Linked DNA regions of Homo sapiens: regions 1 and 3 are each linked to region 2. The links are chromatin loops, found by intact Hi-C in ENCODE. Cell type or tissue: heart right ventricle. All regions are shown on one strand. Each heading gives the region's core, and the rest is flanking DNA. Links, peaks and the distances in the headings are about the cores only.

Region 1 (10,388 bases), core at 866-8,865, 100 kb after region 2:
ACAGAGGCCCCCACCAGGCCAGCAGCAGCTGTCACCCTTCTTCAGTCATCTGTTCCTCAGACACTTTTGTGGATAGGGCCCAAGTAACTTGATTAAGGTAAGATGAAATGAGAAATGTTTGCTCCTTGAAAATTGCTAACATCTGTCCTGGCTAGCAGAGCCAGCACTCTTTGTAACTGAGGAAAGAGAATCCCTGAGGAGTCTGGGTGTGGGGACGATGGCACTCCCTGTGCACCCATCTCCCACCTGCCTGCCCCTGGGAGCCTGCAGGGAAGACAAGGCATTGCTGTATGAGGACCTGGACTCGAGTCTTGACTCCACCAGGACTCTGTGTGCCCTTGAGGCAGGTTTGCTGGGAGGAGGAGCTAGAGGATGTGAGCAGGTGCAGCAGACATGAGGTGGTGCTCCATTTGCCCCTGCAAAGACCTCCTTCCTTCCTGTGAGCCCAGAAGGGAGTGAAATGACCCAGCACATGGCCACAACCTGACCTTACGGAGGTGGCCTCAGTGGGTGGGGACGGGTCTGGCTTCAGCGTCTGGTCAGGTGAATGAATGACTTCCAAGAACTGTGCACAGGGAGGTGGTTGGCAGGTGGACCCAGGGCTGGCCCCAGAGAGATATCACTGTGATGCCACTTTATAGCTGATGACATGAAGCCAAGAGGCATCTGAAGATGTTACAATGACCCATTGCTTGTTCAAGTCAGCGAGGACACAGAGAAGGAGCCAGGGATAGCGGTTCTGGCATCTCCCGCGTCTACAAGACGGCATCACCTAACACGGCCGCAGCTTCCCCACTTCTGTGCAGGCTCCAGACTGGGTCCCTATGGTGGATTAATGATGGCCACAATTCCTTGTCATTCTCCCATCAAGAATTTACTTCCCTACCCTGGACCTGAGCTGGCCACAACAGCTCAACCAAAGGAAGGAGGAAGAAGTGACACTGGGCCAGCTTCTGGCTAAGTGTTAAGAAGGCTTCTGGTTCTGCACTTTGAGGAGCCCCGAGCCTCCATGTGAGAAGCCCCCAGCTCCCTTCACCAGAAAGTCTGCATGGAGACACTGCATAGAAAGGCCATATAGGGAGCGAAGGCCTTGAGACCACGTAGACAGGCAGCTGTTCTGGGACCCTGGGAGAGCGACCAGAGGACTCCAGCCCAGGCGCATTCTGCCTGCAACCTCCCAAGAGACCCCAAGTGAGACCAGCCAAGAACTGCCCAGCTGAGCCTAGTCAACCTGCGGAAACATGGCAGGGAATATATGCTTGCTGTTACAAGCCATTAAGTTCGGGGTGGTTTATTACACAGCAGTGGATCACTAAAGACCTCTCCATTGCTGTCTTTAGGTAACTTTCTGCTGCCTTCATCTAAAAGCCAGGCCCCAGAAATCGGAAATGCCCCCCACATCAGAGTCCCTGTAGGGCGTCTCCACAGCATCCCTTGTGGTGCACGTGTCTTCAGGTCACTTCCGACTTTCATATGTCACACAATGTGCAAGTGCAGAGGATGCAGGAGGCACCAGACGGACCTCGAATTGTGAAATCCCAGGAGCCCATCTCCTGGTTCTTGTGGACAGGCTTAAAGCACAAACAAGCCCTCCTGATTCCTTTCATCCTCTTCCCTCTCCTGGGACTGACTCTGATTCAGCCCCTCAGAAGTGCCGTCAGCTCTGGCCGCTCAGTGCCCTTCAGGCCTGGCTTGTGCTCAGGCTTTCAGCCTGGGGCCCATCCCCGGCATCAGGGCAGCTTGGTTCTTGCAACCTCTTGAGTGCAGACTCGGCCTCCTCAAACCCCTGCAAGGCCTCCTGCTTCAGGGCAGCTCTGAGGGGATGGCCCGAGCCGCGTCCTCACCAGCACATCCTGATGGACCCAGCCAGCCTCCAGCCTCCCCTAACCACTGGCACTGGGTCCCCTACCCACCCGTGACAGGAGCCCCACTCTTCCAGATCAACAGGGAGATATTAAAAACTCTCATTCCAAACCAAGTAATTCTCTCCAAAAGAGAACCGGGGCCTCTTCACTCACCTTGGCCCCTATACCATGCCTTGGCCTTGGAGGGACAAGTATGGTTTAACAGATATTTTTATGAACAATTTCAAATGCATGCGAAAGCAGAGACAGATGTAGATCAGACCCCCATGGGCCATCCCCAAGGCTCATGGCCATTCTCGTTTCCCATCGCCTAGCCTCTGTCTCTGCACTCCAGGTTACTCTGAAGTAAATCCCGGCTATCACATCATTTCATTGTAAATATTCAGGCGTGGAGCTCTAGAAGCGAGGACTCCCCTCTTCAACTACAGTGCCATCGTCCACACATTCTGAGAATCTCGTCTGTGCTGGGCCCTGCCCCGAATGCCTCCCAAGTAAGGCCCACTGTGGTATACGCCAGAAATGAGAGTGCAGGGCTGGCCCTGAGGTGTCAGCTCCCCAGTTTTGGATGCTCCATAGAACATGGTAGGTCCAGAAGCCAGAGGAGAGTGAGAGAATCACAAACAGACACGCAGGACAAGATTCCAAAACCCGACTGGACTTGGACGCAGCCACGGTGCCGCTCTGTGCACCGACGCCCCCCCTCTCATCACCTTCCCCACTAGAGCTTCCTGGCCTGGTTTTGGTGTCCTTGGGTGGCCTCAGAGCTGCAGACCCCCTGAAGGTAAAATGGCTTAGTCATTCACTGTCACCCCAAGAATAGTGCACATTCCAGTGAACAGCTGAGCCCAGCAAGGGCCATCTGCCCGTGGCCCATGCACCAATGTCCCTGTACTGCCCTTCTTGGCGCTACCCAGAATGCCTCACTCAGAAGCATCGCGGGACTCCTGGCTTTCCCATACATCTCAAACAGGGACCAGAGCAAGGGAAATAAATACGAGAAATTAAAGTCTGTTTTCATTATGTAGCATTTTGAAAACAAGTTAGCTTGCAAATTCCTAAAACGCAGTAATTATGCCTTTATGCCGTTTTGTGTCTCTCATAGTTTCTATACCAGCATTTCTAACCTTGACACTATGGAATTTCAAGCCAGACAATTCTTTGTTGTGGGAGGCCATTCTGAGCATTGTAGACTTCCTAGTCTGTACCGCCGAATGCTAGCGGCAGCCTTTCTTCTCCAAGCTGCGACAATCAAAAATGTCTGCAGACATTGCCAAATGGCCCCTGGGAGGCAAAGCTACCCTTTGGTTGACAGCTGCTGATCTATACAACAGTAAGTATTGAATTCATTTGTATCTTGATTTATTTCTAATTGTCTTCAGTTCCCTCTGAAAGACATGTTTACTGACTGTGCTAGATAAATTAGAAATGAGGGGGCGACTGAGGATTTTCTCTTTAAGAGCCTCACGTTTGCCTGTCTTAAGGGTTTTGATAAAACTTGCCAGCAGTTTTGTGATCACAATGGCTATTAAGACTTCAAATATATATATTATATTTAAACCAGAAGCAGCTCAACAAAATGAAAACTAAGCAAGTAATTGTGGTATACTGAATAATAAGACTAACTCTTCTTGTTTTACAAAATTTTTTTTTTTTACACGAGATGGTCTCTAGGGTTGGAGACAGAAATAAGTCGACCCACTGTGATGTGTTTCCCATAGACTCTGAGAACTAAGATCATAGTTTTACAGGACTTGACCAAAGATTTTTATCCATTTTTTGGATTTTTTTCTCATTCCATTATTTTTCCTTTTTTATTGCACCCCTAAAAGAGGCAAAACACCCTTCACAATGTCCACATTGCAGCAAAAGCTGTGCGATGATTTACATCTAGCTAAAAAGTTAGAAGTTTCTGGAGCGACCAGTCCTGCATTCCCCTCACTTTTGCTGATGATTTCAGTAGATGGTTTGGCCCTGCCCTGCTATCAAGAAGTTCAGATGTCTTCCTTGAGCTCACAGATGCTGGTGCTGGGGGAAAGGTCCCAGGTTATTGATCACCAGGCCAAGGCAGGCTGGCTGAGTAGCTACAGAGATACTCACCATGGGCCTCAGGGCCGAGGCTCCAGGAACTCAGATCTCAGGCCAGTGCTGTGTGGCCACAGTGCCTGCTGAGGGTGCAGCCTCGCGAATCCTCAGCTACAGTGCAAGGGCTTCCTTATAGACGAATTGTCACTTTAGTAAGCAGAGAGCAGGGCCATGAGGTAATGGACTGAGAACAGGTAGGGCTGGTGAAGAAATAGAGCAAGGAACGGGTATCTGCGGCCCCTTGGAAGAGGCAGCAGAGAGCTCCATGGGAGTGGGAGGCCGGAACAGGGAGGCTGATCTGCCTCCCAAAACTGTGCCTGAGACTGAACCTCTCTCCAGCCCGAAAATAGGCCAGGAGGGCTGGGCTGCCTGTCCCCGCAGCCTCTTTAGGGTGGGGGTGGCAAGAATGTTTCTCTCCAGCGACACATCCAAGCCTCTCCCACGCCACGTTGTCAGCTACTCTGCTTTGAGGCTTAGTTCCAACCCCTCCCAGGAAGGAGGAAGAAAAGACTCATGCCTGAGACCAAGTCCCAGCAGGCATCTCCTTAGGACGGAAGATGGAAATGTTAACCTTTTCTGCTTGCTGAGCAGGCAGTGAAAGGAAGGCTGTTGTGAAGAATAGGACCCTGAGCACACTCTGTGCTTGGGGACATGATGTGCCCTTGACCACAGTGCACAGGGCAGAGGGTTGGAAAGCACTGACCCTTCTGCACAGGGGAGGCATTCAGGGCCCTGGGTTCCCACAGGGCTGGCTGGTCAGTGCCTCACGGGTGCCTAGCTGGGCTGGGAGCGGCCCCCTCTCCCACGGTCGTAAACAAGGCTGGCCTCGGGAGGGGCTGCCCAGGCAGCCGGTACACCCAGCAGGCCGGGCCCAGCTCATTCCACTGCAGCCGTGGGGGCCCTGGGGACTTAAACAGAAGCCCGTGTCTGCTAACAGAGGGAACATTGTTTTCTGGAGTGGGCTGCACTTTTTTCTCCTCTCCCTTCAGAGAGGACAGGGCCATGGAGGCGTGTTTATGTTACTGTTATTTTCAGCTTGGCAAAAATGTAAATGTGAGAGTTCACACTGACAGAAAATCGACAACATTTTCCCTGTGGACAGGTGCGGCTGTCACCCACTGCTCAGGTCCAGGAGGGCAGCTCTCCCAGGGAGGCCAAGGGTCTGGGAAGGTGAGTACACACAGAAGTCGGAAGTAAAGAGCCACCAGCAAAGGTGACCCACCTGGACACCTTCACCACAGCAGCACTGGGCTCTCCCGCGCTGTGCTGTGATGCTGCAACCCAGGCCTCATGTGTCTCCCTGGGCCTGCCTCAATGCGGGCTGCCTGTGGCCTGTCCCCTTGCCTTCTCCAGATAAAAAGTCATTCTGTTCCTGGAGCTTTTGTGGCGTCTCATTTAATCTCCATAACAATAAATTCATTCATTCATTCATTCATTTATTCAACCATCTATCCAGCCATATGTATTGACACTGGGTTCTGGGGTCAGAGAAGCGGACGGCACAGATATGGAGAGAGGAGCTTCTGGGGAAGACAGAAAGTAAACTAACAATTGCAAGAGGGATGGATGAATGGCAGCAACAACAGTACTAACCACTAATTCCCAAGACCTTGTGATGCGCTGGGCATATAGAAGCTCACTGGATCTTCCCCATGCTGATTCAAAGGACTCATTCCATCCCTGCTTTACAGAGAGAGCTGAGTCACTCAACCACAGCCACACGGTTGTTAAGTGGCAGAGCGGAGGGACAGCCCCAGGAATGCCCAAAGCCTGCTCCCCCAGAGGCAGCCCTCGGTTTTCTGAGGCCTGTGGGAGTTTGGGGGCAGATACACACTGAACATCCATCTTGGGGTCGGGGCTGTTTGCAGAACCCCAGCCTGCTGTGCAGGGTCAAAGGCTGGTCCTCTCCAAGTGTAAGCCAGGCCTTAGGGAGAGGCAAACACCACTAACTTGTTCCTGCCCTCCCAATGCTTCGGTCACGCTGGGCCCTCTAACCCCATCCTGCTGGGGAAGAGTCCTAAGGTCCAGGTAGACAGGAAGGACCAGTCTAACCCAGTGCTTCAAGAAGTGACTTAGGCAGCATCACCCATGTGTGGCCAGCTAGTGCCCCAGATCTTTGCCTAAGAGGAGAGGAGGAAAGAGCTTGGCCTGGGAGTTAAACAGCCTTCCCCTGGATCCTCCACCAATAAAGCTGATGAAGCTACTTGCTGCCACTGGCTCAATGGTGCAGGGAGCCGAGGGGGAAGCCAAGGCCTCCAGCCTGGAGTGTGGAGCCTGGCGAACAGAGGCAGGGAACACTGGCAGTCAGGGAGCGTGTGGTCAGAGGAAGTGGGGTCAGTGATTCGGGCTGGAGCTCCCCACGTGGGAGGGAAACTGCATGTCAGAGGGGCAGAGTGTGCATTGAATAGACGTCCCATTTGAACCCAGAAGGAGAAGGTCTTTGTTTGGATCTTCTTGTTAGACAAGTGAGATTAAGAGACTGACCCCACATCTCAAAAAACCAACCATCCAGGGGCACAACCAAAAAAACATAGTCCAACACATCAATCATGGTCAACAGCTGAAAAAAGATGGACGTGTGAAGGGACCAGAAAGGGAGCATGGGGGTTGCTGCTGCGGCCACTGATCCCCAGCCCTCCTGACACTCACCTGGGAAGAGCACGAGGCACTGCTTGGTCCCCATGGCTTGCAGGGCCACCCCCTCCTCCATGTGAAGATGAGATGCAGAGAGGGGCCTTGGCCCAGTGTCCTTTGGAGACTTTGGTGAGAACTTTTTCCTGTGTGTCACTATCTCCACCTTTACCTGACAGACAAAACTAAACCATAAACCACGGCTTTCTCCATTATTAGGCGCCACATGAATCATTCCCACAAACCACATTGGAATCCAAGTGCTGGGAGGATGGGCCCCTGGGCAGGAAAGTACTCAATAATGAGAGAGTCTAGTGGGAAAATATCCTCAGAATCAGGGCTCCTGTTGAACAACTGCTCTAAGAAAGTCATGTGGCGAGGCAGGCAGGGGCACACTGCCCTGTATCCCTGGCATACCAGTACATGTGGCCCAGGGGAGGTTGCAGATGTAGGTATGAGCCTTCAGCCCTCCTCACCTTGCCAGCCTGCTGCTTCTCTCGCATGTTCCTCTCCCATCCCCTTCTGCCGCAGCAGCTGCCCTTGGCCCCACTGGATCTAGGGTGCACACACCAACAATGAGGAGTTCCCTTCAGGACAAGCCCAGGAGAGAAGCCCATGCAAGCTCTGGAAGCAGGCTCAGGGCCCCCCCGAGCACAGTGTTTCAGGACCCCAATGCCCAGAATGTGGCCTAGCAGGGCAAGCATGGTTTCCTATGAGTGCATCTCCTTGGCCCTTCAGCTTCCTCATAATGTGGTTTAGGGCACAGTCAAAGGAGAGACGGAGCACCTTTCTCAAAAAGGGAACCCAGGCAAGGGTCCTATTGCCTGACTTTAATGGTGATGCCATCTGTGTGGACAGGTGTGTGTGTGTGTGTGTGTGTGTGTGTGTGTGTGTGTGTGTGTCTAGTTCTCTCCGTCTCTCATGCATACATGCATAGTCTGAGACCCAGTTAAGAACCAAGAAGCAAACAAGTCTTCATTCAACAGAACTTTGCTTAAGCAAAAACTATACCATGGCAGGATAGGTTATTCCATCCTCACTCAAGTTTTGCTTTTTATATCTCACCTCTGGTGGGAAAGGGGACTTTTTATCATTATTATTATTATGTGACATCAAAGTTATGCCAAGAATGATTCACATTTGTGAGAATCTGTTTGCTGCCACATCTCCACTATGGTGACATAACCACCATCACCTTCCCAGGAAGCGGGAGGATCAAGTTGCCCAGCACAGGACACAAATCATGAATGGGTCACTCATCAACCTGGGGCTGGAGAAAGAGAAAAGGACACCCAAGGGGAACAGGTATGAGCCCGAGGCAAACAGCGAAGATGTTTTCAGCCTCCCTGCTCTGTCCTTTCAAGCAATGGTCAGGTCAGGTACAGCCACAAGAGGAGATGCAAGAGAGGCGCAGGACAATGAAGTCCATTACACTCACAGGCTCCAGAAAGGGGGTCACCACATACCAAGCAGGACCACAGGGGAAGCACCAGTGTTGGTCAGGAGGCAGAACGCAGGGGTGCAGGATGAGCTTGGACCACGGCCTTTGTTGGAGTCTCCTTGGGATAGCCAGGGTGGGGTGAGCAGCTTAAGATGGGCTAGAGTAGATAATTTTGAAGGGTTTTGGGCTGTCAGGGCGGTCTCCAGCTGCCTGGCACCTGGCCCTGGGGTGATTAGGCAGAGGAACATAGCCTCCTGGGGTATGCGGGCCAGATGGATGAGGTATGCCCTGGGTTGGGTAGTTTGCATATCAAAGGCATGCCCTCTTGCTGTCTCTAAGGATTGACTAGCTCCAAAGAGCCAGTGTCTCCCCAGCCAGAAAGGGTTTTTTAAGATGTCAAAATATAATAAACTGTGTGCGATGGTGCGTGCCTGGAATCCCAGGTATTCAGAAGGATAAGGCAAGAGGATTGTTTGAGCCTAGGAGTTCCAGGTTGTAGTGCACTATGTTTGTGCCTGCAAATAACCACTGCACTCCAGTCTGACCAATAAAGCAAGATCCCATCTCTAAATAACAAAATCAGTTCCCTTGACTCCAAGCATCTTTGCGATCAGCTCCAAAAAAGCAGTCTCTTTCTGGAACTGGACAGCTCCTGAGGCTCCTCCCGGTGGCATGGAACTGTGGCAGGGTTAACAACCTCAGGCCGACCCTCCTGAAATTGTGTCCAGAGTTGGTTCCTTCTGGTGGGTTCGTGGTCTCGCTGACTTCAGGAATGAAGCCGCGGACCCTTGCAGTGAGTGTTACAGCTCTTAAAGGTGGCTTGTCCAGAGTTTGTACTTTCTGGTGGGTTCATGATTCTTGCTGACTTCAGGAATGAAGCTGCAGACCCTCATGATGAGTGTTACAGCTCATAAAGGTAGTGCAGACCCAAAGAGTGAGCAGCTGCAAGATTTATTATGACGTGTGAAAGAACAAAGCTTCCACACCATGAAAGAGGACCCCAGTGGGTTGCTGCTGCTGGCTCAGGTGGCCAGCTTTTATTCCCTTATTTGGCCCCTCCCATGTCCTGCTGATTGGTCCATTTTACAGAGTGCTGATTGGTCCATTCTACAGAGTGCTGATTGGTCCATTTTTACAGAATGCTGATTGGTGCATTTACAATCCTCTAGCTAGACACAGAGCACTGATTGGTGCGTTTTTACAGAGTGCTGATTGGTGCATTTACAATCCTTTAGCTAGACACAGAGCGCTGATTGGTGTGTTTTTACAGAGTGCTGATTGGTGCATTTACAATCCTCTAACTAGACGGAAAAGTTCTCCAAGTCCCCACTGGACCCAAGAAGTCCAGCTGGCTTCACCTCTCAAAATCACTGGCAGAACTCAGAACTGAACCAACACTAAACACAGGCACCTGATGCCCTCCTTCCCACTTGCTCTTCAAGTTGAGGTGCTTACGCCAAGTGAGCCTGACGTTATGACTCCAGACAGTGTCAAAACCATGTCAGCAGTTTTGTGGGACAGAAAAAGATGGTTGCTCTCTCTTTGCCTGTGGCCCAGCGAGTCCTCAGAGACTGTAACAAAGACAACAACACCACGAGGCTCAAGGGGCACCGCATCTCCTGCATCTGCCAGGCCGAGAGCAGCTGGAGGAAGCCTTTTCCCAGCCTGTCACCGGCCACCATGGAGAGAGACCACAGTGACGCATCTCGCTGGTGGACCAGGGGAGGGGAGCCAGCCCCACCTGCCTACCAGCAGCAGGAAAGAACACATCCGACAAGGAGGGGCAGCAGGGCTGCTTGCAGAAGACACTCTTGTGTATTCAGTGGGTTGTCCCCCAAGGCCAAGTAGGCACCGTCAACACGGATCTGGAGGCATTGCTCAGGACAACCCCAGGAGAGTTGACCTGCATTGAATGGAAGTCGAATGATGAGAAACCAGCCAGTCCTGCTGGCCATCCCTTCTTCACAACCATACCTGCCACCTGCTCTTCCAGCTTGCATGTGACAAGGCCCTGTGGTGAAGACTGGGAAACACACCTGCTGTGGCACAACTGTTGTATTAGTTTCAAGCAGATTACCTTCAACATCCCCACATACAATGAAATCATCTTCGGTCATAATGAAATGAAATGAATACTAATGGCCAGAGAAATTAGTAGCAGGATTGAACTTTGTATATATAATTTTGCCTGTAAAAACTTTTTAATAAAAGCAAAATAAATATTACAATACAAAAATTAAAAAGTCATGGATTAATCATTACCCTAATGTGTTTTTTTTTAAGTGGGGGCATGCACGAAGAAACACTTCCAAAAGAGTGAACTCCAAAGCTTTAGAGACTGGCTCGCACCCAGACAGACAGAACTGAAG
Region 2 (10,388 bases), core at 1,619-9,618:
TGAAACCCCGTCTCTACTAAAAATACAAAAAATTAGCCGGGCGCGGTGGCGGGCGCCTGTAGTCCCAGCTACTCGGGAGGCTGAGGCGGGAGAATGGCGTGAACCCGGGAAGCGGAGCTTGCAGTGAGCCGAGATTGTGCCACTGCAGTCCGCAGTCCGGCCTGGGCGACAGAGTGAGACTCCGTTTCAAAAAAAAAAAAAAAAAAGAATAACTTTTCTCTGTACCTTTAAAGAGAGGACTTATTATTTATGTGATTCCAGATTTATTATGGAATCAAAAAGTATGTAAAATGATGTTTATTAGGAACATAGAATATGACAAAAATTCAGCTCACAGTAACTTAAACTACAAAAGGAAATTTATTGGCTCAGAAACCTAGAAGTCTCAGGGCCTGGCGCTCAACACATGGCACAGGACCCAGCCTCTCTCCTCTTGGCTCTGCTTTTCTCGGGGGTGGCTTCATTCTCACACAGTCGTTCTCCATCAGGTGGCAAAGATGGTCCTGGTAGCACTGGGTAATACATATGGTTCTTCCAGCTGGCAACCTCAGCCAAAGGGGCATGTCTCTCCGTGTAATTTCAGCAGAAGTCCTCAGGAGTGCTTAAATAGGCTGGTGAGGTCACATGCCCTGAACCCATCACTGTGGCCAAAGGGATGGCATACTTTGATTGGTCAGACCTGGGCCATGTCTCCACCCCTAGAGTTTGGAATGAGAAGGGACTGAATCAGTCACACCTGAAACATGAAGTTAGGAAATAAGGATGGGAGGGGAGCACCCCAGAAGAAATGCTGGATGAACAACACGCATGACCATGTGATTTTTATTTTTATTTTTATTTTTTAGTGGTTTTGACAGCAAGAGCCAGCTCCTTCCAAGTGATAGCTAATGATCTTTCCTCTAAGTTAGGACTTCTTGGAGTCCGGGACTTCAGATTTACTTGAATTGTCAGATTTATTGTTTTGCACTCAACAAGACAATCATGAAGCATGATCCTTACCTAATATATGGTAATTAGGCCAATGGTGATATAGTATCCATTAATTTTATCTTCCATTTAATTCCTTGGATGAATAGCTCAGAAATATATACTTGGTTTTCTAATTATACAGAGAGCAGAAATAAATACTCTCTAGTCCAGTCTAATTCATATGAGACTTTCCAGTTGCTGGGGTTCTGAATGAAATTCGTCAAGTCTTCCTTGACAGTGTTCTGGTAGCATAACAGTGGGAATCCCCTTACCCCCCAAGAAAAAGAGCTCACTCATATTGGATAATTTTTATTATTTTTTTCTTCGGGATGTTTGTTTTAAGAGGGGAATACAAAGCTGTTGAAGGGCCTACATTTCACGTTGCTGGTGAGGGCTGAATAATCCTTTCCATAAAGAACATCTGTAGAACCCTCGTAGGAAAATCTGAAACTTAAATAGGTTTTGCACAAGCCAAAGAGGAAAGTGCTGCATTTGATTGTAAGTCATCATTCCCTCAACTGCTCTGCCTTCATATTTACATATAAGTCATTACTCAGAAAGAGAAAAATCTGACACAATATCGGAAACAAGTTCATGTGTTCCAGTCTGCTTCGGGTTACTCTCAACAATCTGTAAGGACTATTTCACAGCAGTAAATAGTCGCCATTATTGTAATTATGACTCCCTTAGTCTTAAAATAACAATGTTTCTTCTTTTGTAGCCCATAATTATTTCGAAGTTTAAAAATCAGATGTACATCTCTTTTGTGCCTCTGGTTTGATGGTAGGGAAGGCCTCTGACTGCTTTCAAGATAAAACAGGAACATACTTTAAGATTCTGAATATAGCTCCTTCTCACCTAAGCCCAGCTCAAGAAATATTTAGATAGATAGATAGACTATACAAATGTATTTTCAATACTTATTTATATAATATGGCTTCTCTAAAATTGCAATAGCATTTCCTTTACAGGACAGGTCTTGATTCTTCAACCTCTGAGGAAGATATCACTAATATCTTCTAATCTTTGGCGAGTTTAAAAGGAGCATATGTTCACCAAGGGCACTTGCTGATAAAAATAATAGGAAAAAAAACTCATTCCATCACCAGAGTCTTAAATCCAAACTCTATAATTTCTGTCCCCAGATATAATGTAACCATTTTTTCATAAAATATAATTACATTGTTAAAACCTTTTACTTTCTCTCTCTCTCTCTCTCTCTCTCTCTCTGTCTCTCTGTATGTGTGGATATATATTATATATCTACATTATTTTTCGTGAACCACTTAAATGTGAGTTGTAGACATGATGCCCCATTACCTCTAAATACTGGCTGGGCGTGGTGGCTCACGCCTGTAATTCCAGCACTTTGGGAGGCTGAAGTGGGCGGATCAACTGACGTCAGGAGTTTGAGACCAGCCTGGCCAACATGGCGAAACCCCATCTCTCCTAAAATATAAAAATTAGCTGAGCATGGTAGCACATGCCTGTAATCCCAGCTACTAGAGAGGCTGAGGCAGGAGAATTGCTTGAACCCAGGGGGCGGAGGTTGCAGTGAGCCAAGAGCATGCCGCTGCACTCCATCTTGGGCCACGAGCGAGACTCTGTCTCAAAAAAAAAAAAAAAAAATTTCAGTTTTTCCTCACAAGAGCATTCTCCTAACGTAACCAACAACACAGACCTCAAAATCAGGAAGTTAACATTGATATAGCATTAATGTGTAACCCACAGACCTTATTCAAATTTCAGATGTCTCAATAACATCCTTTATAGAAAAAGGAAGCAATTGCAGATCATGTATTACATTTACTTTACATGTCTCTTTGGTGTCTTTCAATCTGAACAGTTCCTCATCTTTCCTTGACTTTCATGACCTTGACATTTTTGAAGACTTATAGGCCAGTGATTTTGTAGAACATCCCTCAGTCTGGGTTCATCTGATGTTTTCTGTTTTTAGATCCAGCTTACGCATCATTGGCAGGAACATCACAATAATGCTGTGTTCTCAATGTGTCCTGTTAGATCAGGAGTCCCCAGTGCCCCAGGCCCACACAGCAAGAAGTGAGGAGCTGGCAGGTGATCATCATCACCAGAGTGCTGTCTCCTGTCAGACCAGCAGCTCGCCAGCAGCAGTAGATTCTCACAGGAGCGTGAACCCTCTTGTGTGAACTGTGCATGCGAGGAATGTAAATTGTGTCCTCCTTATGAGAATCTAATGCCTGATGATCTGACGTGGAACAGTTTTATCCTGAAACCATTCCCTCTACCCTGTCCCTGGAAAAATTGTTCCACGAAACCAGGTCCTGGGGCCAAAAATGTTGGGGACTGCTCTACTAGGTGACACATGATGTCAATTTGTCCCATTGCTGGTGATGTTAACTTTGAACATTTGGTTAGGGTGATGTCTCCACTGTGACATTACTATTTTTTCCTTTATAATGTGTTTTGTGGGCATATATTTGAAGATGATGTGAATCTTGTTTCATCAAACTTTCATCCATTAATTTTATCATCTGTTCATGATTCTTGCTTGAATCAGTTATTATCACTATAGTTGCAAAGTGGTGATTTTTCTGATTCCAGTATTCCTTTGACATTTATTAGTTGGCATTCTAAGGTAACAGAGTGTGTTCTCTTCTCCCTTTGTGTGTGTGTTTGTTTTTATGAGTCAATTTTTGTTTTTGTTGCAATTGCTTTTGGGGACCTAGTCATAAATTCTTTGCCAAGGCTGATGTCCAGAATGGTATTTCCTAGTTTTCTTCTAGGTTGTTATAGTTTTAGGTCTTAGATTTAAGTCTTTAATCCATTTTGAGTTTATTTCTGTATGTAGTAAAAGGAAGAGGTCCAGTTTCAATCTTCTGCATACGGCCAGCTACTTATCCCAGCACCACTTATTGAGTAGAGTTCTTTCCCCATTGCTTGTTTTTGTTGACTTTGTCGAGAATCATATGGCTATAGGTGGGCAACTTTGTTTCTGGGTTCTCTATTCTGTTCCATTGGTCTATGTGTCTGTTTTTGTACCAGTATGGTGCTGTTTTGGTTACTGTAGCCTTGTAGTATAGTTTGAAGTTGGATAATTTGATGCCTCCAGCTTTGTTCTTTTTACTTAGGATTGCTTTGGCTATTCAGGCTCTTTTTTTGGTTCCATATGAATTGTAAAATAGTTTTTTCTAATTCTATGAAGAATGCCAATGGTAGTTTGATAGGAATAGTATTGAATCTATAAATTGCTTTGGGCAGTGTGGCCATTTTAACAATACTGATTCTTCCTATCCATGAGCATAGAATGTTTTTCTATTTGTCTGCGTTATCTCTGATTTCTTTCAGCAGTATTTTGTAGTTCTGTAATTTGTAGAAATCTTTTATCTCGCTGATTAGCTGTATTCTTAGGTATTTTATTCTGTTTGTGGCTATTGTGAATGGGATTGTGTTCTTGATTTGGCCTTCAGCTTGGACGTTACTGGTATATAGAAATACTACTGATTTTTTTACATTAATTTATAACAGGCAGTTTTATTGTGAACAAGCCCTAAGGAAAACATCCATTATAATCTATCAATCTCATTAAAGATTTGGTCAGAGATAGACAAGTAATCTTTGCTCTGTGCAATGGCTAGGACCTAAAATAATGTAATTATAGTGAATTTGTATTATGTTATTTGACATCTATCTATCTTGTTACATTTAACCATTAACTTTAAATAGCTCCAGATTTTTCTTGTTTGTTTGACTGGAATTATTATTTCCACTGACCACAGGAGGGTGTCGGTGAGCTTAGAACAGGAGTATTTCAAATAAATACTGGAACTTCAACAACTAATGACAAATTCTTGTCATTTCACTATATTTGGAAGTTGTAATATAAAAGCATCGTCACTAGGCTAGCCAGAAATCTTGAGTCAATGTCCTTTCTATCAGAAGATCTTTTGGCTATCAAATGAAAGGCTTTTATGAAAGAATTCAGAAATTTTAGTGAGGTATTGTAGCACAGAGAAATTTCCTCTGACTAAAAATTAAGAAACCCAAATCCTCTTTCTGGTTCCATCACTAGTTGGTTTTAAGTAGTCATTTCACCTCTCTGGGCCTTAATTTCTTTTTTTTTATAAAATAAGGTAGATTGTAAGCTCATCCTTCAGGTCCTTCCACAAAAGGCAACAATGAATACAGGGTCTAAAACTAAAAGATACACATCAAAGAACTTCTCCATTGTAGTGATTCTTCTTTTAATTAACTGCTGAGTATGTGCTAGCTGCTTCTGATACATTCTCTCACATGATCATTACAACCACCATTTCAGGTGTATATATTATTGCTCCCATTCTGAGGTTGGGAGTAAGTAATTTGTCCAGGCTCACTCTGCTAACAAAGAACAAAGCTGAGATTTCAGCCTAGGTTTATCTAACTCAGAAGCCCGTGTTTGTATGCCTCTTCCCCATGTGGCTTCCCTAGGACCAAAAGATTAGTTTTAATGGAAGTTGTGCCCTTAGAGAAGAAAACAGATGTCTCTGCTTAGTAGAATTTAGACTAAATGCTTATAGGTGCCAGACAGGCAATGTGGATGGGGACACAGGCCAGGAGGGTCTCAGGTGAACAGGAAGTTGTGCCCCATATAGGAAGGCAGTCACTACCTAGCTGTTGCCATGTGAGAATCTGGCCCCAATTTGGCCTTATCCTCCCATTTTCAAGAGAAGACCAAAATCTAGATTTTTAAGTGAAATCTCATTAATTTGAAATTTTAGCAGCAAATTCAGAATGTTTCACACTGGGAGTAATGACAGTACACACATTTGTGGGATGGCAGGACCTGCTGATATCTCTTTTCTCACACCAGGGTGGAGCAGGATTGAGAAATGAAGCCCCATTCTCTTCCAGGCTTTCCTGTGTTGCTAAATTTGCTTACAAGCTCTAGAAGAGTCCCTTAGGTTCCCTAAGCAATTAAAACAGGGACTGGCAAATTGCACCACCTTTTTCTGTAGGCCCACAAACTAAGATTTTTTTGGAAAAAAAACTTTAACAGTTGGAAAAAATCAGTTGATAAAAATAATTATATTTCATGGCATATGAAAATTTTATGAAATTCAAATTTTGGTGTCCATAAAGTTTTATTGAAACACAGCTACACTCATTCATTTATGTATTGTCTGTGTCTGCTTTTGCACTACAAAGGCACAGTTGAGTAGTTGCAACAAAGACCATATGGCCTGTAAAGCCTAAAATATTTACTACGTGGCTTTTTATAGAAAAGTTTGCCAACTCCTGGTTTGGAATACAAAAGCCAAAAAGATGGGCAGTCTACCTCTGCTTTCTACACTATTATATTCTCACTCTAAGATAATTTTTTTAAATGGAATCTCCTGAAATCAGAGGGAAGGAAAGGGGGAAAATAAAGGAGATACTGTCCAAAGCAATTTACAGATACAATGCTATTCCTGTCAAACTACCAATGTCATTTTTCACAAAATTAGGAAAAGCTATTTTACAATTTGTATGGAACCAAAAGAGAGCCTCAATAGTCAAAGCAATCCTCAATCCTTTCCCCATTGCTTTTTTTTTTGTTGGCTTTGTCAAAGATCAGATGGCTGTAGGTGTGTGGCTTTGTTTCTGGCTTCTCTCACATGTTCCATTGGTCTATGTATCTGTTTTTGTACCAGTACCATGTTGTTTTGGTTTCTGTTTATATTTATTACGCATTTTATGAGTGACAAAGCAAAATCCTCTGGTTGTAAGAATGAGAAGAATGAAGCTAAAGCAGTGTCCACACACCCCTTAAATATGCCTTATCAGACCCCACACCTTCACTCACATTGGCCCCTGCCTGGAATGCCCATACACACTCCTGTGTCTCTTCCTTTAAGGCTGCATGCCAATGTCTCCCTAAGCCCTCCTTGGATGCAGCCTGTCTACCCTCAGCAAAACACATCCCTCCCTCCTCGGCATCCCTATGCCTTGATCATGCTGTGATCTCTGACTTTGACATGTGTCAGAAGGGCAAGTTCCCCCAGAGCAGAGTGTATGTCCCACTTAGGCTGGCACCCCCAGCACCCACCTAGGAGCCTGACACCTGGTCAGATTTCAATAAATTCTTGATGAATCAGTAAATCAGTAAATGGATGTACAATTAATTTGGCTATTTAAAGCTTTTACGAGGTCCCTCAGAGGGATGATAAAACTGGAGAATCCTTTGGAGTTTTCCAGGCTGAGCCTTTTGTATCTGTAAATGAGCTCACTCTTCACTAGTGACTATTGCCTAGGTTGGCAAAGAATCAAATAGGGATCAATCCCACCCTGGTTCATGTTTCTACGCTTGTTAGTTTGTGGCTATGGAATAAACACCTCTGAGCCAGGTAGCCAAAACCAAGTTTGATTCCAAGTTCTATCCAGTGATCTTAGGCTATCATTTAACCTCTCTGAAGCTCCATTTCCCCATCTGTAAAATAGAACTGACTATAGCAGCTACCTCACAGGATTGTTGTAAAACCCAAATGAGATAACATGTTCAAGCATTTTGTGAACTGTAAAGTAGTATATAAGTATACAATATTATTATTTATGATAATAAATCTGTACAATAATAGAAAGATTATAGATTTCTCCTATTATCTATTATAGATTAAAGATTATATGGTGAACTAATTTTAAAATTTATAAAGAGCTACCGAATTAACTTTAAAATTTAGAAAACTTGTTGAGTATGTATAATGACCCTTTGAAGGGGAGGGGCTAATACTAGGTTCATAACTTAACGTAAATTACAATGAACAATCCAAGGAATTAGATTATTTCCCGTCCCAGCCAGCTTTGTAAAGGCACAACACGTGTTGCAGTGATCACTTAAATTTGTACCTAACTTGTGCAAGCTACCCCTGGTGGTGGAATGCTGCCCTTCTCAGAGTGAGGCTGAATGTGGGCCTAAAGTATCCAGCATATTTTCTTCCAACTCTGAAATTCTGTGGCTTAGGTCTTGTTACTAGAAGTGAATTCTGTTTCACCATTACCAGATATTATAAAGTTAGAGGTGCATTTCAGTAGAAAAAAATAACATTCTCCCCTCACCCCCCAGCAATAAACCTTTGGAAATGAAAAAACAATCAACTTGTGATGAATACTAACAGTACTAAACAAAAATGATCAATACTCAAAATACTAATGGAAAAATCTACTCTAATCAAAATGATTCACAAAGAAACACGAAGTAAAACTACCTCACCAGAAATACAGATAATATTATTATCTGCCTGACTATAATTCATATATTATTCATCTAATACAGCAAATAAACCTATTTATTCCTTTGCATTTTACTATAGGACATATTCTTGTCATTAAATAATTACTAGTGTTCATTTTACAATTATTAAAACTAGGAGGTTTGTAAAGAGTAAAACTTTAAAGTAGGAAAAGTTAAATATTTATTTTAGCTAACTGATATCTCATAATTCCTTTTGGTTTAAAATATTAATATTCCTTTTTTGTAATCATAATGAAATCTGTTTAAAGAAATCTACTGCCCTATGTTTTTGTTGTTGTTATTGTTGTTGAGACAGAGTGTCCCCCATCACCCAGGCTGGACTGCAGTGGCGCAATCTCAGCTCACTGCAACTCCGCCTCCCGGGTTCAAGTGATTCTCGTGCCTCAGCCTCCCAAGTAGCTGGGATTACAGGCACCCCCCCACCACGCCCAGCTACTTTTTGGATTTTTAGTAGAGACGAGGTTTCACCATGTTGGCCAAGCTGGTATCGAACTCCTGGCCTCATGTGATCCACCCGCCTTGGCCTCCCAAAATGCTGGGATTACAGGCATGAGCCACCGTACTCAGCCCCTATAAGTTTTAAATTCTTAGGCTAAATGGAAACCATTAGCCTAATATTTTAAACTATCTCTTAAAGCATTTCTTTATTCCTGAAGACTCTAAGCATAAATGATGCTGCTTATAATTTATGACATTAATTGCCTTTAGCAGTACCGTGCTTCTATGTGTTATTGTTGCTATTATGAAGGTAATTATAATTGTATGTCTCCTGAGAAGATGAAAAAGTTTTTGTAGGTCTGTATGTAAAGTATTTGAAGAAAAGATTATTTTACGGCCCCGTCAAAAGTAGCTTCAAGCAAGAGCTATTGTTCAGGACCTTTTATAGACATAGATGAAATTCCTTTTGCCATTTGAACAGTGTTTACATTCGGGAAAGTTCACAGTTAAGTCTTTGACATACTGTGAAAGGATCTTTTGTTCTCTACAAAAACATACTTCCTCATCCTTTGAGTCACCTTGTTTTTATTCCCTTGTTTACTTTTCTGGGGAAATAATGCCCACCTCCCAAGTAATGTCAAGGGAAGAACTATTTCAGAAATCTAAGTTGTTCTGTATGAGGAAAGAGGGCTTGGATTTTGGCAGAAAAAAATCAGAAATATTTTTAAAACCTGAACCAGATAAATAATGTAATCTCAAGCTTCCAAAAATTATTTGGGTAGGGTTTTTTCCAATGCTAAAAAAAGGAAATCTTTTTTTATCATCATTATTACCAGTGATCAGATTCAGGAAGTGTGAGACACTTTACTGAGGGGACTACCGACACCGTCCAAAGGCATTTTTCTATTGTGTTAGGAAAGCTCTCCTCTGCTAACTACGTTGATTCTCCAAGACATGCATCATTTAATATTTTCTCCTAGGTGGTGGGTTTTATGATGAGCTTAGGCTTTAGTCAGTCAGACTTGAATTCTTTTTTTTTTTCCTGAGACAAAGTCTCGCTCCTTCGCCCAGGCTAGAGTGCAGTGGTGCGATCTTGGCTCACTGCAACCTCTGCCTCCCGGGTTTAGGCGATTCTCCTGCTTCAGCCTCCTGAGTAGCTGGGATTACAGGCATGCGTCATGATACCAGCTAATTTTTGTATTTTTAGTAGAGAAAGGGTTTCACCATATTGGCCAATCTGGTCTCAAACTCCTGACCTCAAGTGATCCACCCACCTCGGCCTCCCAAAGTGCTAGGATTACAGGCATGAGCCACTGCACCTGGCCCAGACTTGAATTCTTTTAGCGATGTATATTTATCAGTAAATAATGTGACTGATTCTACTCATGGTTTCAAAGCTGATTTTGAAGGGAAAAAACCATTGCTGTTTTGTGTATCAGCATATGCCCAATGCTAGCACAGTGCCCTGAACTTACTGGACACTCAGTAAGCATTTGTCAAATGAATGAAATAAATATATATGCATTCAGAGTGACAATGTCAAATAACAACCTTTTAAAATTCTTTTTATTTTTTTCAAATAAGTCTTTTAAATGAACACATTCTAATGTATTTAAGAAAATCTTATTTGTTTGTAGATATGCTCTGTGTGTTAATGTAACTGTTCATTTATCCTTACCTAATATGCATAAGTGGAAGATTACTTGTAGTTTAGGGATTATATTCAAACCCT
Region 3 (10,388 bases), core at 1,586-9,585, 250 kb after region 2:
AGGCTGACACACTGCCAGCATCGTGTGAGTGGGGAGAAGTAGAAGAATGCAATATTCCTTGCTAGGTAGCATCTTTTTCCAGATTCTTCTGGTAGAGAAAACTTCAAGATGATCACACTAATTACAATGAAATATGAATAGCGTAATGATCATGTTTTCAATAAGAAACAGACCAGCTACAGGGGGTCCCAGGGCTGTGGAAGCAGCACTCCTCATGACCCCATCCTGTCACGCTTAGAGTGGGGGAGAGGAACCCACTCATTCTACAGCTAGCCTCATGGCTTCCTGAATGAGCTGTTTATCCTCTTGATTTGCTCTTCAGAAAGATGACTTTTTGAGAAGGAAACATAGTTAACTTACTAACTTCTTAAACGTTTAGAGTTTGGGTAACTTTGCATGAAAAAGAAACAATGAAATATTAAGCTCTATGTTGTCAAGGTAGTAGAAAATCTTAGCATTCAATAAAATCTACCATAAGTAAAGTTGAATATGGTAACTTATGTTAAATGCAGGGGGGAGGTCCGTGTGAGTACAGAACCTTTAAGCTCTCATTAAATGTGGCCCAACATCAGCAGCTGTTCTTTGGATCATCCCTAATACATGTGAGCATCACTAGCACCAGGAATTTGTTCTCTAATTTCACTAAAAGGAAAAAAGACTCCTTGGAGAGTAGCAGCTGATTGAATGTCTTAGAGAAGGAAAAAAGATTATTTTGAAACTGGAATATCCTATTGTTTCCAGAAAGCAAAGATGTTTTTTGAAAATGTCTGGAGTACAGCAACTTGGGGTAGGCTCCATCTGCCATGTAATGACAATTTAAGTATCATCATCTTTATATGCAGTGGAAATCAGTGATTCTCAAACCTGAGAGAGTGTCAGAATCCCCTGGAGGGGTTAAAACATACACATGGCTGGGTCCACTACCGGTTTCTGATTCTGTGGGTCTGGAGTGGGGCCCAGGAATCTGCATTTCTAACATGTTCCCAGGTGAAGCTGCAGCTGCTGATCCAGGGTCCACATTTTGAGAACTGGTATCCTAATGGAATTGAATGAGTATAAAGTATCCTAATTGAACTGAATGAGTTTGTGAGCACCTGTAAGTTCATTATGATACTCAAAAGAGAAGAGTCTATATAAAAGTTACAGAAAGGTAGTTATAAAAACATTATTACATATGTTAATATATTTGGAGGTTTGTGTCTCCTCTTAAGTACATGTTGGCTTATAAAGCATAGTTCTTCTGGAATCTGTGTAAGCAATAAGTGAACACACACACACACATATAAATCCACAAGTTAATGAAACAATTCCAGGAAAAGCAGAAACTGTACCAAAAACAGAGAAATCTAATCAGCACCAGCTGTACACTCATAACAAGGTAGAAAGGGATCCAGTTGTCAATCAACACATATTGCATAATAACCAATCAAAATCTTTGTATTCCAAAATGATTAACCAGCCAAATGGCCCAAAGAAGAGAGTTAACTTGGTTCCTCTTCTCCTGGAAAAGAAAACCTCCAAATGATTCATTGTAATGAGATACTCATAAGGCAGTAATGTGTTTTCAATTAAAACATCAAACAAGGTGAATATATCATAATGGCAGAACAATGAGTTTGTCAAAGTCAGCCATTTGAAACCTAAACCAATATAATTTCTGAGAAATATACCAAATTTCAACAAACCAAAATCTGTGAGAAAGTCGACTTAAAATTCCCATTGATTAAATTTTAAATTTTAAATAAAAGTCCCATTGATTAAATTTTAAGGTGCAACTTACGTGTAAAAGGCACTTGGCTAATGACTCAGGTTTTGCCTTACACTGGACTATGAAATCAAATTGAGGTCTCAACCAAGAACCTCACAGATCTTGAAACTGCAGAAGATCTAATTTTTGTTTTGTTTTATTTTTACCTTTATAATCTGATAAGATTATTGCAACTTTAGGGGGAAAAACAGAAATAAAATTGGATCAAATTGCTGTAATTTCAAATATGTAACTGAGAAGGCATAAGGATAAGAATAAGAACAGAGTAAGAATAAAAGCCTGTATATCTGCACAAAGCTAGCTAGCACATGAATGCCGACAGTCGCTATTTATAATAACCAAAAATTGGAAACTACCCAAATATTCAACAAGTGAATGAATAAGAAACTTGTGGTATATCTATAGCATGGAATACCAATGAGCAATAAAAAGGAATGAAGTGTTGATACATGCAGAAACACAGATGAATCACAAAAATATAATAAGCAAAAGAAGCTAGACATAAAAGAGTATTGTAAGATCTTTGTGCTATTTAGTATCTGGTTAAGTCGCTTTTTAGGTGTTTAAAACATTTATGAGAAGTTTGTCTACTGGACTGATGACTTAATCAAATATTTAGAAACATTTATAAGATGACTTTTAGTCAATATTGATAAGTATGAGGGATTATAATTGGTAAAAATTCAAACATTTTTATTTATTATTGTGGAAGTCCTATACACATATGTAAGGGAGTATACACTTTAATGAATAGAGGAATGCTAATTGTTTAAAATGTTTATAGGAATATGCATTGTTACATTAAATAAGGCATAATAGAAGAGAGTGGTCCTCGCTTGCACAAAAGCCTCTTACACATTCAATAATGCATCGACATACATCAGTACAATTCACCCCCCATCTTTGTCAGTATAGGCACATGAATATGGCAGGGCTGTAATCAGTGTTTATAGACCATCTGTGGTGTGTTGTGTCCACTTAATGATTTTTCACATATGTAATTTGACCTGTAGCAATAGCCCGCAGCATTGTCAATTTTTGAGATATTGATAAAGCATGCCTAGTATACCACAGTTTGACAGGTTTTTTTCTCCATCGTGGGCCTTAAGTTCAAAAGCATGGAAGATTTTTGTTACCAACCGTTTCTTTTCTTGCATCGTACACTAGTGATAGCCAGATCCAGCTCAGAATCCCAGCTTCACCCTGTCATAGCCATGTGACCTTGCCCACCTGGCCTTTCCCAGCTTCACTTATCCTACGGTTATGGAGAGGATTACAGAGGCGCTGCAGCGCCGGGCACATAGTAGCCAGATGTGTTGAACCCTAGACCTAACACATAGTTTTCAGATGTTCTTCACTCTCACTAAATATGCTCTTAAGGGCAGCCAAGCCTTTCAATTTGAGTGTGATATTAACAGAGCTTCTGCATAGGTTGCTTTTTATATTCTAGACGTAATCTGCTTTTCTTCTTTGAGAGTTCATTCAAGCTTACATTTTTCATTCCTCAAACCAGTATTCTCCCCACTTTTTTGTTTTTGTTTTTGTTTCTTCACTCCTATGCTTGCCATCTCTGCTACTCCTTCCTGTGGACCTTCTAATCATTTGTGCTGTCTTTTCTATTGGGTACATATATTTTCAATGTTTTCTTTAGGCATAGATTGGTGCATGTATTTTAAACAGAGTTGTATTTTATATACTGTTTATAACCTGTAACCATATGATCAGTTTCCATGTCTTTAAATATTATTTCTCATCATTTTAATAGGTATGTGGATAAACTGCAATTTAATCAGCTCCCCACTTTTTAACATTTAGATTTTTACTTTTTCACTATCGTAGATACACTCTGATAAATATTCTAAGAGCTATATTTTTAGACTCATCTATGATTGTTTCCTTAGAATAAATTTATAGATATTAAATTGCTGGGTCAGAGAAATATATGAAATTCTAAGTCTTTGAGTGTGTATTTTCACATTACCTACAGAAAGATTATACCAAATTATGTTATAGCTGTCTGCAGAAAACATAAGGCAATCTTACCATGTTGATGAATTTTGTGTGGACGCTTTTGTACTGATCAATCTTTAGAAATATTAATATTTTCAGTAAAATATTAACATTATTTCCTGAATATAAATAAAATGCTGAGCTCACATTTTACCAATCTGATACAAAAAGAAGTGAATACTCTCTGAAATGTCACCTTTATTAAACCAGTGCTCTGTAAGGGCACCTTACAATGTGGTACCTGGTGTTTGTTTTTTTAACTTTTTTAATTGATACATAATATTTGCACATATTTATGGGGAGACTTGTTTCATAAAAGCTCATTCAGTTTATTCGGAGATCAGTGTGTGCAGTGACCTGGGGGCATTCCTATCCCCTTGTTGCTCTGATTTGCCTGAGCAATGCCGACTAAGCACTTTGTTTCAACCACAAGGGTCTGGGCTCTGCATAGCTATACCATGCCTTTTAGATTAAATCTGATTTCTTCCTCCAAGTGAATGCTTTACTCTTATAGCCAACAGGGCACAGAGTTCAGAGAAAGAAGATCATGTTCTATAGTGTATTAACACCTTAAAAGCATGTACCCATCTGTTTCCAGTTTGAAAGAAATCAAAGTTAGGCTTATAGAAAATCAGGCACTGTGAATCAATCAATTAATTATTGTTGAGTGTTGACAATGTGCAATAACAAAATTCTTGTTATTACATAAACAAAATCAGAGAGTAAACTTAAAATACATTGGTAAATATTCTACTTTCTTTTAGGTTTAGTTACTTTTTCTGGAATATTGGATGAATGCTGGTTGAATTTTTTTTCCTAGATGCTTATTTTCCCTTAACCTGGAATAAGAAGACCATAAAATATCCTGTTTTTCCTCAAAAGATGCTTTTTAAAATGATGAAATTAAGTGTCTCATCATATAAGTATTGGCCTTATGTGTTTATTCTGTGAAATACCAATTTATGTATTTTGTGTATTTTCCTGTTGAGTTGTGTTCTCTTCTTATTGATTTATAGGAGTTCTTAGAATTATTTTGATATAGAATTTTTGTTAAATGTGATACATCCTCTCTGTTTGTAGCTTATCTTTTGACCTTATTTAACACGTTGTTGATGAACACAAGTTTTTAATTGTTATGTAATGAAATTCATCACACTTCCATTCTATAGTGGGCTTTTTTTGTGTCCAATGTTTAAGAAAGCCTTCCCTACCCTCAAGATCTAAAGATATTCACCACTTTTTCCTTCTGAAAGTTTTAATTGCTTTTGATATTTGAATGGTTAATCCATCCAGAGTTGATTTGCATGTCTGATGTAAGATAGAAATCTAATTTACTCTTCATATGGATAGTAAGTTTCTCCAGTGCCATTTATTGAAGTCCTCATAAATAACTCTGGAAATGCAAATCAAGACCATAAAAAGACACCAATTTACATCCATTTGATTGGCAAAAATTAAGTCTGGCAACACCAAATACTAAAGTGGATAGATGAATAAGATAGCTTAAACATTGCTGGCAAGAGTATAAATTGCTACAACCGCTTTGGAAAACAGTCTGGCATTATCTTGTGAAGTTGACATTCACACACCCTACTACTAACCCAGCATTTCATTCTTTGGTAGAAACCAAGGAAGACGCCGGCATGTGTGCACAAGGAGAGAGAGCCCCTTATGAGAATGTTCACTACAGTGATGTTGATTACAGCAACACATGGTAAAGCCTACACTCTGGAGTCAAGAAGGCCAGATTAATAAATTATGGCATATTCACACTGTGGAATACTATGTAGCAGTGAAGATGAATGAATCACAGCTAACCACAACAATATGAATGACACTTCGTAATAAAAAAAAAAATAAGTGGGGAAAAAGTCCCAGAAGATTATATATGGCATGATATCTGCAATGGACTAAATTTTTGTGCTTCCCCCGCTGCACCAAGAATTCATATGTTGAAACCCTAATCCCAATGTGGGCCTGTGGGAGATAATCAGGTCATGAAGGTAGAGCCCTCTTGGATGGGATTAGTGCCCTTATAAGAAGAGGCCTGAGAGCCAGATAGTGCTCCTTTCACCTTTTGAGGATACAACAGGAAGATGGCAATCTGCAACTCAGAAGAGGGTCCTCCCCAGGGCCCCACCAGGCTGGCACTCTGATCTTGGGCTTCCAGCCTCCAGAACTGTAAGAAATAAATTTCTATTGTTTATAAGCCACTCAGTCTACAGTACTTTGTTATATCAGCCCACACTGACTTTAAAAAAATCTTTTTTATAAAAGTCAAAAGCAATTAAAATTAATCATTATGTTATTGACATGCCTATATGTGTGCTAGAAATATATTTTAAATCAGCAAGGAATAAAACCACAAAACTCAGAATACACTATGTCAGGTGGGCAGAGGTGGAAGGAGCCCAGAACTTGGGGCTCCCAAGCAAGGGCTGTGACGTGCTATAACACTCTCTTTGGGGCTCTGCAAGCTTTCAGGCACCACTGCTTTCCACCTTGCCCAGACACTAGTCTGGATACAAGCAGAAGCCGCTTGTAGTATGTCTGGTCCAGCCGTAGCCTCGCACAAAGGCACTGCCTGTGCCAGTGCCTGGAGCTGCCCACCCTGCTGCAGCTGGCACACCTGGCTGTGCACAGTGGCCAGACCCTGTGATTGCTCATTCACACACTCCCTGCCTCTCTGTGCCTGGCTTGACTTTGGCAGGAGTGGGATCCAGGCTGGTAGCACAAGCCAAGTGCAGCCTGACGGGCCGAGTCGGCAGAACAAACCCAGTGGGTGCAAGCAAAACTCAAGCAGAGGTGCCACTGGCCACAGAGGTTTCCGGCTGGTGAAGCGACATCCTAAGGATCCTGTGACAATCCCAGGAGGCACCAGAGGGGAGCCGGAAGTGACTGTGAAGAGAAGGAAGCTGGTACAGAGTGCCTTACTGAGCACATTACCACTGTGAGAGGCTGGGCCTGAGCTCAGGTAGGAGACTCTGGGAGCTGCTGTGGAGCACTCAAGGCTATCCCACCTGACAGGCTGGGAAGCTGGGGTGTTTATTCTCCAGATCTCCTTTGTCATCCACCTAGGGCTGGTCCCAGGGCATTACCTCCCTGCCCCTCGTCTCCCTCACACTCAGGCAAAGGGGAAGCTCTCCCGGGGACAGACATGTGTATTTACAGTCAGACACCCAACAGCATGTCCTGATATGAGCACTGCCGATAGGAGGTGGGTGGGACACTGAAGCCTCGGCTACCAGGCAAGTCAGGACACGTCCACTTCATTGCTTCTGTCAAAATTGAAGAAGGCGCTACTCAAGTTGTCCACAGATAGACTTTTTAATAAAAGGCGTTTGATGGACATCACTCCATAATTTTTGGCATAAAATTGAGAAAAGTTTTAAATTATTGAATGATATTGATATACAAATTACTTCTAATCTTCTCTGCCTTTTTATTGATTGATTTTTAATATATACTTAAAAATTGTTTTACTGCAGATATTTAAGGTTGACAACATGGGATGTTTTAATATAATGAAGTGGTTACCACAGTCAAGTAAATTAACATAGTCATCATCTCATGTAGTTACCTTTTTTGCATATTTATTGGAATTAAGTTAATTAATATGTATTGATTACAGCTATATCTCTGTAAAAATAGGGATAATAGGAATAAGTGATAGTCATCAGTATGTAATATTTAATCATTGGATACATGAACTAAAAGTTTAAAAGGCCAATAAAATTTTACTTTTACGTTGAATATTTATGAAAATATGTAGTATATTTAACTTGTTTTTAACATGCTTAGAGTCTTATGGCCACTGAAAAAATTTAAATTTCTAATTTCAGTTTACATGAGAATTTTCATTCTGGAGAACCATGTAATTGTGATCAATTAAACAAACGGAGAATTTGGAGTGGAACTATAGGTTTAAGGAGAAAAAATAATGTGACATGTCCTATTGTAATTCAAAAAAACTGAAATCATACCAACCACATTCTCAGATCACAGCACAGTAAAAATAGAAATCAATACTAAGAAAATAACTCAAAACCATACAATTACATGTGTGTAACCAAGCTGTTAATAAAGTGCTTGGTTTTTTTTTTTTTTTAAGGATGATGAATGGGTGGATTTAATGGATGAATTGAGACTCCACTGGATATGGATAAAGAGTGATGTAATTATTTTATTTTAAAATGTAAGTATATGTGGAACCCAGGAAATCACCTCTTTTGCTATTAATCCTATATGCTTAAAATGAAGAAGTTTAAAAGTCACCCCAAAAATATTTTAGGGAATCCACTACTTTAATTCCCAGTCCCAAATTCCTGGAAAGAGGATCTGATTGGCCTAATGTGGACTAGAGAGCTCCCCCTGGTGCAATCAGTTGCGGCCAGGGAGGTGGTGTCACCAGGCTTGCTGCCCATCATAATGAGTCGAGAGTGCATGATCCAAACAGTGCCCAAAGACGAGGCAGGTAGTCCCAGGCAGGCACCCCAAGAAGGCTTCCTACTTAATATGCTAGCGTTTCTTATACATACAACTCCAGTGTACTGATTTTTGTGCTGAAACCATTCTTTTAATATATATAATATATTTTATATATTATATATTTATATATATTTTATATTTATTATTACATTATATATAATATATAATATAATATAATATAATATATATTTATTATTATATATTAAAATATCTATTATATAAATATATTTATATATCAATATAAATATATTTATATATCAATATAAATATATATATAAATATAAATTTATATACAAATATAAATATATATAAATATAAATATATATTAATATAAATATATTTAAGTATATATATAAATATAAATATATATTTATATAAATAAATATATTTATATAAATATATATTTATATATATTTATATAAAAATATATTTATATATATAGATATATATAAATATATTTATATAAATATAAATATATATTTATATATATAAATATATTTATATATAAATATGTATATATATATAAATAATATTAAATATATTTATATATAAGTATGTATATATATAAATAATATTAAATATATTTATATATAAATATAAATATATAAATATAAAAATATAAATATATAAATATATGTATATATGTACATATATAAATATATGTATATATAAATATGTTATATATAAATATGAATATATTTATATAAATATAAATATATTTATATATAAATATGTATACATATAAATAATATTAAATATATTTATATATAAATATAAATATATATAAATATAAATATATAAATATATGTATATATAAATATATTCATATATAAAAATATATTCATATATATAAATATAATCATATATAAATATAAATATATTCATATATAAATATAAATATATTTATATAAATATAGAAATATATATAAATATATATATTTAAATATATAATATTATATATTATAATATATATATTATAAGTATACAATATTTTATATTATAAATATATATATTATACATATTATATATTATATATATTATAAATATATAATATATATTATATATTATAAAAATATAATATTATATAAATATTATATATTATATATATTATGAATATAATAGTATATATTATATATATATTATAAATATATTCATATATAAATATATTCATATATAAAAATATATTCATATATATAAATATAATCATATATAAATATAAATATATTCATATATAAATATAAATATATTTATATAAATATAGAAATATATATAAATATATATATTTAAATATATAATATTATATATTATAATATATATATTATAAGTATACAATATTTTATATTATAAATATATATATTATACATATTATATATTATATATATTATAAATATATAATATATATTATATATTATAAAAATATAATATTATATAAATATTATATATTATATATATTATGAATATAATAGTATATATTATATATATATTATAAATATATAATATTATATATTATAAATATATAATATTATGTATTATAAATATATAATATTATGTATTATAAATATATAATATTATGTATTATAAATATATAATATGTATTATAAATATATGTTATAAATATATATTACGTATTATAAATATATATTATAAATATAAATAAATATGATATATTTATATTATAAATATAATATATTATATATTATATAATATATTAAATATATAGTATATATTATATAATATATTAAATATATATTATATTATAAATATAATATAATAAATATAATATATTATATTATGTTATATTAATATATAATATAATATATTATATTATGTTATATTAATATATAATATAATTATATATTATAAATATATATAATAAATATATATTATATATTATAAATATAATATATATTTTATATATTATATATTATATACTTTATATATTAATATTATATTTTATATATTAATATTATATATAATATTATATATTAATATTATATATAATATTGAATATCATATATTACATTATATATTATTATAGATGTTATATTATATATTATATATCTATTAATATATAATATATGATAATATATTATGTATAACATATTATATATAAATATATAAT

Evidence for each region. Hi-C counts contacts between places; a loop is a spot of excess contacts. Peaks named below come from ENCODE experiments on the same cell type or tissue, not always from the same donor. Only the 100,000 strongest peaks of a DNase experiment are listed, where the experiment ranks them.
Region 1: it touches region 2 in a loop (4-fold over the local background); 7 of 110 quality-filtered maps call a loop at or near these places.
Region 3: it touches region 2 in a loop (4-fold over the local background); 58 of 110 quality-filtered maps call a loop at or near these places.

The regions. Positions count from the first base shown.
Region 1 is chr13:41,541,822-41,552,209 of GRCh38, reverse strand. The region is part of intron 1 of LOC105370174 (a long non-coding RNA gene); the gene reads right to left. It overlaps LOC105370175 (a long non-coding RNA gene), which reads left to right and starts at 8. Exons shown (of 3, transcript XR_941904.3): 1 at 8-97; 2 at 2,968-3,195; 3 at 5,050-5,324. In heart right ventricle, for the core only: no CTCF peak of the experiment used is centred there; DNase peaks (open chromatin) are centred at 4,589 and 4,659; H3K27ac peaks cover 1,799 bases.
Region 2 is chr13:41,647,301-41,657,688 of GRCh38, reverse strand. The region is part of intron 37 of VWA8 (von Willebrand factor A domain containing 8); the gene reads left to right. Among named protein-coding and RNA genes, the nearest start is that of MIR5006, 84 kb to the right of the region's middle. RefSeq lists a cis regulatory region at 9,138-9,149 and an enhancer at 9,071-9,215. In heart right ventricle, for the core only: CTCF peaks have their summits at 4,526, 4,725 and 7,833 (motif pointing left); no DNase peak of the experiment used is centred there; H3K27ac peaks cover 4,815 bases.
Region 3 is chr13:41,399,355-41,409,742 of GRCh38, reverse strand. No RefSeq gene overlaps it. Among named protein-coding and RNA genes, the nearest start is that of RGCC, 53 kb to the left of the region's middle. RefSeq lists enhancers at 6,836-7,130, 6,925-7,460. In heart right ventricle, for the core only: no CTCF peak of the experiment used is centred there; no DNase peak of the experiment used is centred there.